Regions from separate parts of the Homo sapiens genome. Here region 2 is linked to region 1. The links are chromatin contacts, found by Hi-C or POLR2A ChIA-PET in ENCODE. All regions are on one chromosome and are shown on one strand. The core of a region is the stretch at or near the end of the contact, and the rest is flanking DNA. Distances in the headings are between cores, read along the strand shown. Region 1 overlaps LPGAT1 (lysophosphatidylglycerol acyltransferase 1). Region 2 overlaps INTS7 (integrator complex subunit 7).

Region 1 (4,088 bases), core at 702-3,201:
AGATCCTAGTGTAATAGCTCAGAGAAGGCAGCGGAACCAACAATTAGAAAGCTTAGCAGTCTCAGGGATCCGAAAAGCTAGCTGAGCACCTTACCTCATTTCCAGCTTTAGGAAATAATTGAATTTACAGTGTAGTGTAACAGTTGATTCTAATGATGATCATCAGGCATCAAGAAGAGGGGCTGGGCTCGGTGGCTCATGCCTGTAATCCCAGCACTTTGGGAGGCCGAGGTGGACAGATTGCTTGAGGCCAGGAGTTCGAGGCCAGCCTGGCCAACATGGTGAAGGCCTGTTTCTACTAAAGATACAAAAATTGGCTGGGCATGGTAGCATGAACCTGTAGTCCCAGCTACTTGGGAGGCTGAGGCAGGAGAATCGCTTGAACCTGGGAGGCAGAGGTTGCAGTGGGCCGAGATTGCGTCACTGCACTCCAGCCTGGGTGACACAGCAAGATTCCATCTCAAAAAAAAAAAAAAGAGGCTAAATTATACTAGATTATCGGTGTACTTTTAGATAAAAGTTGAAAATTAGGTACTCCAAAATATTTTCTTGTGATTACTATGTGAAGTTTTGCATACATAAAGATTATATTTCGAAGTTTCTGGAAAGTTTACAAATTTATTTCTAAAGAGCAACGTGTTTTTCCCCGATAGATTAGTAATAAAAATCTATAACATGAGGGGAAGGAAGGGAAAAAGCATTAATGTTTAAAAGAAAAATTCTCTTGAGACTTTGCTACTAGACCATTTTGACAAGCTTTTCCAAGAATAGTAAAAATATTTTACGTATAATCTTGAGAACTTAATAGCTATCTTAATCATAATCAGTTCACTTCAGCAAACTGACTAACAAAATGTCTTACATGTTTTGCATTTGGGATACATTTGATCTAAAGACTGAAAGCATACTAATTATTTTGAGGAGTTTCTGTAATTTTGTTGGCTGGAAAATGTTGGCAAACTGATCACACTGAAAGAAAGAACCGGCTGGGCGCAGTGGCTCACGCCTGTAATCCCAGCACTTTGGGAGGCCAAGGGGGGCAGATCACAAGGTCAGGAGATCGAGACCATCCTGGCTAACACGGTGAAATCCCATCTCTACTAAAAACAAAAAAAATTAGCCGGGTGTGGTGGCAGGCGCCTGTAGTCCCAGCTACTCGGGAGGCTGAGGCAGGAGAATGGCGTGAACCCGGGAGGCAGAGCTTGCAGTGACCCGAGATCGCACCACTGCACTCCAGCCTGGGCAACAGAGCGAGACTCTGTCTCAAAAAAAAAAAAAAAAAGAAAGAACCTTTGTGATATTTAGTTGTAAGCTTTGGGCCTTCCTACAAATTTTTCTGGATTCTTCTTTTTAGACTTCAGGTCATCTTCTTTTCTCTCTTTCCCTCTCAACTAAGATACAGTCCATTAGAATGTCTTTTTTAGCTTTACTTTCACATTTTTCCTAAATGTAACTACTTGTTATCAATACAATATAATTGAATCTCATCAAATTCCCTTGTGTGGAATACTGCAAGTCTTCTAACTTATCTCCTGTGGTCTTTTGGTCACAGGAACCAGCAGATTTTCTTTCTTTTTTCTTTTTTTTTTTTTTTTTGAGACAGGGTCTCACTCTATCACCCAGGCTGGAGTACAGTAGTACCATCAGGGCTCACTGCATCCTCGAACTTGTGGGCACAAGTGATCCTCCTGCCTCAGCCTCCTGAGTAGCTGGGACCACTAAATGTGCCATCGCACCCAGCTAATTTTTGTATTTTTTGTATAGACGGGGTTTCACCATGTTGCCCAGGCTGGTCAGATTTTTTTAAACAGAAATAAGATTATAACACTTCCTTGTTCAAAACTATCCAAAGATGTCCTCTCCAAAACTACTTACCATGCATAAGGCTTTTCTCATTTGGTCTCCACCTCCCTCTGCAGCTTCATTTCCTACCCCTGACTTCCTTGTTTATCACACTTCAGCCACACTGGCCTTGGTGCTGTTCTTTGAACATGCCATACTCGTTCCCACCAAATGACCTTTGTCCTTTTTGTTTTGTCACCTGGAATATTATGGCTTGCATCTTCACATGACTTATTCCCTCACATTATCAGTTCTGCTCAAATGTCACCTCCTCATAGCAGCTTTCTCTGACCCTCTTGACCCTTTCTATCCTTTTACTGTTTTCTTCCTAACACATATTACTAGTTGAATTTGCACTCCACATTTACCATCTTCCCAAACTAGAATGTAAGCTCCATGAAAGTCTCTTTATTTCCTCCTCTATGTCTAGTGCCTAGGACAATGCGTGGCACATAGCAGGCACTCAGTAAGTAGTGACTGAATTGATGAATGACTGCACTTTCAAGGGCAATCAGAACAATTTCCTTTTCCTTCAGAAAGAAAGGTTTATTTATATAAATGCTAATAACTTCTCTCTTTTTACCCCTGTGGTCAAAAAGGGCAGTAAGTTGGGGTGGGGTGGGGGAATCACTATTCTATTCTGTGATTGGATTTTAATTTAGAAGCTGTAATTTCTGTTTAATTTTATGGCATTTTAATTTTGGATATACCTGTACTTATTACGTGTGTGTGTACCTTCTAGGGAAGATCTTATCGTGACCAACAGCTGCTGCTTCTCAAGAAGCACTTAGAAAATAATTACAGGAGCAGAGATCGAAAATGGATTGTTTTGTTTCCAGAAGGGGGCTTCCTCAGGAAGAGGCGAGAAACAAGTCAGGCATTTGCCAAGAAAAATAACTTGCCATTTCTTACAAATGTTACTCTGCCAAGGTCTGGGGCAACAAAAATTATTTTGAATGCACTTGTAGCACAACAGAAAAATGGAAGTCCAGCAGGAGGAGATGCTAAAGAATTAGGTATGATGGTTTTTAGCATTTTTTACCTTGTTGGAGTTAAAGGATTTTCTGGAGTTACAGAAGATGATCATTGTTCTTTTTTATATTTATAATTTTTGTTAAAAATAATAGGGAGAAGATGAAACTGTAATTTTTTAAAAAAGTTTCCATTTACAAAAGTAGTCCATGCTTATAATAATTTACTCAAATAATACAGAAATGCGTAAAGTCAAAGATATCTTTCTCCTGTCCTACTTATACGGAGCCATTCCCACCGCTGCAGTAAACATTCTTATAAACATCTTTACATATTGGTGGAACTATTTCTGTAGTACAGATTCCTAGAAGTGGAATTGCTAGGCTAAAAGATATAACTATAGAAATAACATGTTTGAAAAACTAATCTTTTCATTTATCAAATAATACATATTTTCATTTATCAAATTGAGAAAGCTTTTTGGTTTTCTGGGGTTTTTCTTGTTGTTGTTGTTTTTGTTTTTTTTCTGGGTTTTCTTGGGAGACAGTCTTGCTCTGTTGTCCAGGCTGGAGTGCAGTGGTATGATCATAGCTCACCGTAGTCTTGAATTCCTGGGCTCAAGCGATCTTCCCACCTCAACCTCCTGAGTAGCTGGGGTTGTAGGCACATGCCACCATGCCTGGCTAATTCTTTAGTTGTTTTGTAGAGATGGGGTCTCACTGTGTTGACCAGACTAGTGTCAGACCCCTAACCTGAAGTGATACTCCTGCCTTGGCCTCCCAGAGTGCTGGGAGTATAGGTGTAAGCCACCATGTCCAGCCTTGTTTGTTTTTAATGCAGAGAACTAATTTAATGCAATTTGATAGTATTAAGAGCATTAAGTGTTAATAAATGACTCAGTTATTCCACTGCAAATATTTATCAAAAGGAAATAATCTGAAATGCAGGCAAAGAAGTTTATTACAGATTATTTATAATAGCCAATTATTTATAATAGCCAAAAAATTGGAATTAGCCAGAAATGAGAATGGATTAGTAATTATCAAATATCCATACAACGGAATACAACACAGCTGTTACAAATGATGTTTATGGAGTGTTTGTATTGGCTTGGAAAAACGTTTGTGCTCTTATGTTAATAGGGTGGACAAACATACAACTCTTATGAAAACGATTTGAATTCAAGTCTGTAAACAACAAGGCAGTAGGAAATGCGTGAAAGGAAAGACACCAAAATGTTAGCAGTGATTGCTTTTCTGAGTTGTAACATTATG
Region 2 (4,088 bases), core at 443-2,942, 250 kb before region 1:
AGAATAGACTGAAGTGGGGAGGGTCAGGGACCCAAGTAGGGAGACCAATGAGAAGGCAACTATAACAATCCAGGGAAAAGAAAATAGTGGCTTAGACCGAGATGGTGACACTGAAAATGTGTGAAGTGCTGAGATTCTGGATATACTTTCAAAGTAGAGCCAAGAAGATTTGCTAATGGATTAGATGAGGATATAAGAGTAAGTGGTCAAGAAAACTTAGAGGTTTTTGGTATGAGCTACTGGGAGGATGTATGTATTGTTTACTGAAATCAAATCAGTTTGGGTCATGTTAAATTTGAGATGTCTCTTAGACATCCAAATGGAGATGATTAGTCAGTTAGGCATAAGATGTAACCTTTGAACGCTATTTTAAAGAAATATTTTGTGGCACTGGTGTCCTTAGAAACACACTCAGGAAATGCTGCCATTCATAACCTGTTATATATTTATAACTGTTGTACTTTATTCTGAGCCTTTTGAGCAAGCATTGGCAGTAAGCTGATTGTTTCTGATCTCTATAGGAATAAGTGAATACTATTTTGAAGCTGACTCAATTCCATTACTTTAGGATGTAGTTAGTAACAGGAAAATCATCCTTCATGTGATAGCCATTCATTTACTCAACAGATATTTACTGACCACCTGCATTGTCTCAGGCTCTATACTCAGACTAGGGGCTATGTTGGCAAACAAGACATCTTTAAGGAGATTGCATACAAATGTAAGGAGATGGACAATGCTAGATCAAATGTGGTGCCGTTAGTCAGGACAAGAAGTTGGATTTTGTGCAGAGTGCAATGGGAAGGCATTGAAAGTTGTAGGCTGATGGCCATGCTGCTTGAGCTTCTGTAAGACTGAGCATACACAAGCAGAGTTAAGTGTCATAATCAAATACATTACAGCTTATGTTTATCTGACACATTTCATGATATGATCATTACTATACATAATTGGCAATATAAAGGATGCATCTCACAAAAATTAGTGTAACTTTTTCACTAATATAATTTCTTAGTCTAAACATTTTTAGATCAGCTGATGGAAGGTTATCCTGATGATTTGGGAAAACTTATGCAAGATCTCCTTCCCCCTGGGAAAAGAGGAGTCTCTTAAATGATATTATTCAGCCTATCTGCCTTCTGCAATGTTGACCTTGGAAAGGATGAGATGAAAGCAATGGGGAAGAGAGCAGTGACTCATTCCCTTTCTTGCAGCTGATGCAATGGGAAGGGAGGAAATATAGAGGATAGATTTGTTACTAGAGGTGCTGGTGAATGTAATGCTGTGTGAAAAACCTTGATGGTGTGCTTAATGAAAAATTTAGTTATGAAATAGAGAAATGATGTGAATCAGGACAACTGTCTCTGCACTCTAATTTCCCCCTTAGACGGTGTCACCTCACCTGTATTCCAAAATACCTGAATTCTCAGACCATCAAGAAAGTTTGTCAAGAAAGACCACAGATTGCTTTTACATTATCGATATGGCTCAGATGTTGTTGGTGTTTCAGTAAACAAATATGAGGCCTTTGGGGAAGTATCTTCATAGGCCCTCCTCAAGAGAAAGGCCTCAGCAGCCAGATTTGTTCCAGGTGACTAATTCCATACCATAACTGATTGATTCAGAAGTAGGCATGTGACCCACACTGAGTCAAATTCTTTCTCCTGAGAATCTCTGCTGCCAGACCACACTTAGTCTGAGAGTGTTGAGAAGCGGACCTATAAAATCATATAGAATTAGGCCGGGCGCAGTGACTCACACCTGTCATCCCAGCACTTTGGGAGGCCGAGGCGGGCGGATCACCTGAGGTCAGGAGTTCGAGACCAGCCTGCCCAAGATGGTGAAATCCCATCTGTACTAAAAATACAAAAATTAGCCGGGGGTGGTAGCAGGCACCTGTAATCCCAGCTGCTCAGGAGGCTGAGACAGGAGAGTCACTTGAACCCAGGAGGCAGAGGTTGCAGTGAGCTGAGATCATGCCATTGCACTCCAGCCTGGGCGACAAGAATGAAACTCCATCTCAAAAAAAAAAAACAAAAAATCATGTAGAATTGAAGCTAAGGTGAGACTCTGGGCAACTTAATGCAACATAAAAACCAGCAGCCTGGTTGGTAATTCCTTGATGGGCTATGAACTAATCCAAAAATTCAAGTTTTTACTGAAACCCACAGACTCATTCTTATATATAACTAAGATTTACTGTCTTGGAATTTGCAAAGTGGGTTATTAAATATTCCTAGAAGTTGGTATCCATAAACTCAAATTTGTTTAGAATTCTAGATTAGTATTCTCATGTGCATACTGGATGATGTTGCATACATCTTGCCATGTACGTTTACAGACATTTTCTGAAATTTGGGGGATGGATGCTGCCTTATTAATGCATCATTAGTTTTCACTGTCATTTTACTTGTTTCTATTTCTGCTTTTTAAATATAAAAATGGGCTTTGCCATCAATTTTTTAAGCTGTGGGTTGTATGTTTGTGTTCATGTTTCTACCCATGTCCCCCCACACACCTTTTATTAATGTATAGATTTTAAGATATGTTCGTGTTATGGTTCAATTTTGAATCATCCTCATCTCTTAGCTAAAGCAAATGTATGTCACAAATTGTCCTAAATTGTGTTTGTTTGGTAATGCTTTATTTGTGGTGTTCTTTGTAGTGGATGTTAGTTATGTTGATGGTTGCTTAATATATTTTGAACACTCTTTTTATGCTTAAGGAATGTCCCATATCATGAACCTTGTCTTACTAAGGTAGAAGCAAAAACTTATTTCCTAGTTTCCCTTGCAAGAGTGCAGGATCTGACTTAGGCTCTGCCAGTCAGACACACCTCCTTCACACTGTCTGATTTAGAAGTTAGAGATGCAAGAAGGAAGAGTTGAAGTGTCCACTCACAGTTCTGCCATGGCAGCAGCAGTATTTCTAGCTTACAGCAGCAACAACAATGGCTACGATATTCCTAGATGACAGCAGAGCTAATTGTTGCATCTGGTGTTTCCTATCAAAGACAGGGTTCTTCCATCCAGTTGGTTGGGTAGTGTGGTATTAGGTGTTCCTAGAAATTTAGCCTTAAAATTGTTTCTTAAGCTTTTAATAAACTCATTTTCTGCCTCATAAGCCAGAGTTAGCTTCTGTTGCTTGCAGCTAAGAACTGCTGATAGATGCTACTTGGAGATTTGTGCTGTTTTGAAAACTTGATTAATGTGTATCCCAAACCCCAAGTTTACCATAATTTATGGTATTCCCCTAATTCCCTAGAATTCATCACCTCAGAATTCCACCATTTAATCACTAATTTAAATGTCTCATTCTTGAATCTTAATCTCTTTCTTTCTAGTTGCTTGCTAGAGATGCATTTTAGCATAGTGGTTAGCACTATAGCCTTTGGAGCTACATTGCCAGAATTTGAATCCCAGCTCTGTCATTTGTCAGCATTGTTGTTTCTTACGCAAATTGCTTAGCTTGTCTGTGCCTGTTTCCTCACCTTTCAAATGGGGAAAATAATGGTACCTAATTTATGTGATTTTTAGTGAGACTTTAATACATGCAAAGTGCTTAAAGTGACTGGCACAGAATAAGCACTTCATGTGTATCATCATTATCATTATGATTAACTGCTATTTTGGCTAGTCTTTATTTTCATTCAGACCTCGGTATTTCACCTCTCTACATTTCTGTACCTGTTTTACTTCTTTGTTCAGCTTAGATTTCATGGTCCTTCATTTTATTAACTGCATTTACTTTCTTACCAGTACTTTAAATTCACATCCAAGGTTCCATTCTACTCATGTATCCCCAAAGGCAGTCAAAAATTGCTGCAGAAAGTCATACAGTGGGGTACATGGCTATCATCATAAATGGGAGCCGAATCTACACTGACCTTCAACATGGACCTGCAGTACTGTAATGTTTCTGCAGTACTACTATGTTTCTTTGGTCAGACACTTCTACCTTCTTCAGTAAGATTTTAGATCTTTTACTTTTCTAAAACCAGAGATCCTGGGGTTTTATGTGAAGTATGATTTGTAAAACTTGACAGTGTGTTCGAAACCTTTAAAAACATTGTGCCAGATAAAAGCATT

Evidence for each region. A loop is a pair of places that touch in the nucleus more often than their neighbours do. ChIA-PET counts read pairs that join two places held with the same protein, here RNA polymerase II (POLR2A). Pooled maps may share reads with other maps.
Region 2: POLR2A ChIA-PET joins it to region 1 with 14 read pairs in activated T-cell. The contact joins two enhancer-like sites. A Hi-C loop is called at or near these places in 2 of 50 pooled maps. POLR2A ChIA-PET finds 5 or more read pairs at or near these places in 4 of 52 experiments (OCI-LY7, WTC11 and activated T-cell).

Annotation. Positions count from the first base shown.
Region 1 is chr1:211,781,999-211,786,086 of GRCh38, reverse strand. It overlaps LPGAT1 (lysophosphatidylglycerol acyltransferase 1), which reads left to right. Exons shown (of 8, transcript NM_014873.3): 5 at 2,585-2,858. Among named protein-coding and RNA genes, the nearest start is that of LPGAT1, 47 kb to the left of the region's middle. Within about 2 kb of position 1,951, at least 3 of the 41 ENCODE cell types and tissues checked have a DNase peak (open chromatin) inside an H3K27ac peak, as active enhancers do.
Region 2 is chr1:212,028,240-212,032,327 of GRCh38, reverse strand. All of the region lies in intron 1 of INTS7 (integrator complex subunit 7), which reads left to right. Among named protein-coding and RNA genes, the nearest start is that of INTS7, 5.3 kb to the left of the region's middle. RefSeq lists an enhancer at 1,478-1,527. Within about 2 kb of position 1,692, at least 9 of the 41 ENCODE cell types and tissues checked have a DNase peak (open chromatin) inside an H3K27ac peak, as active enhancers do.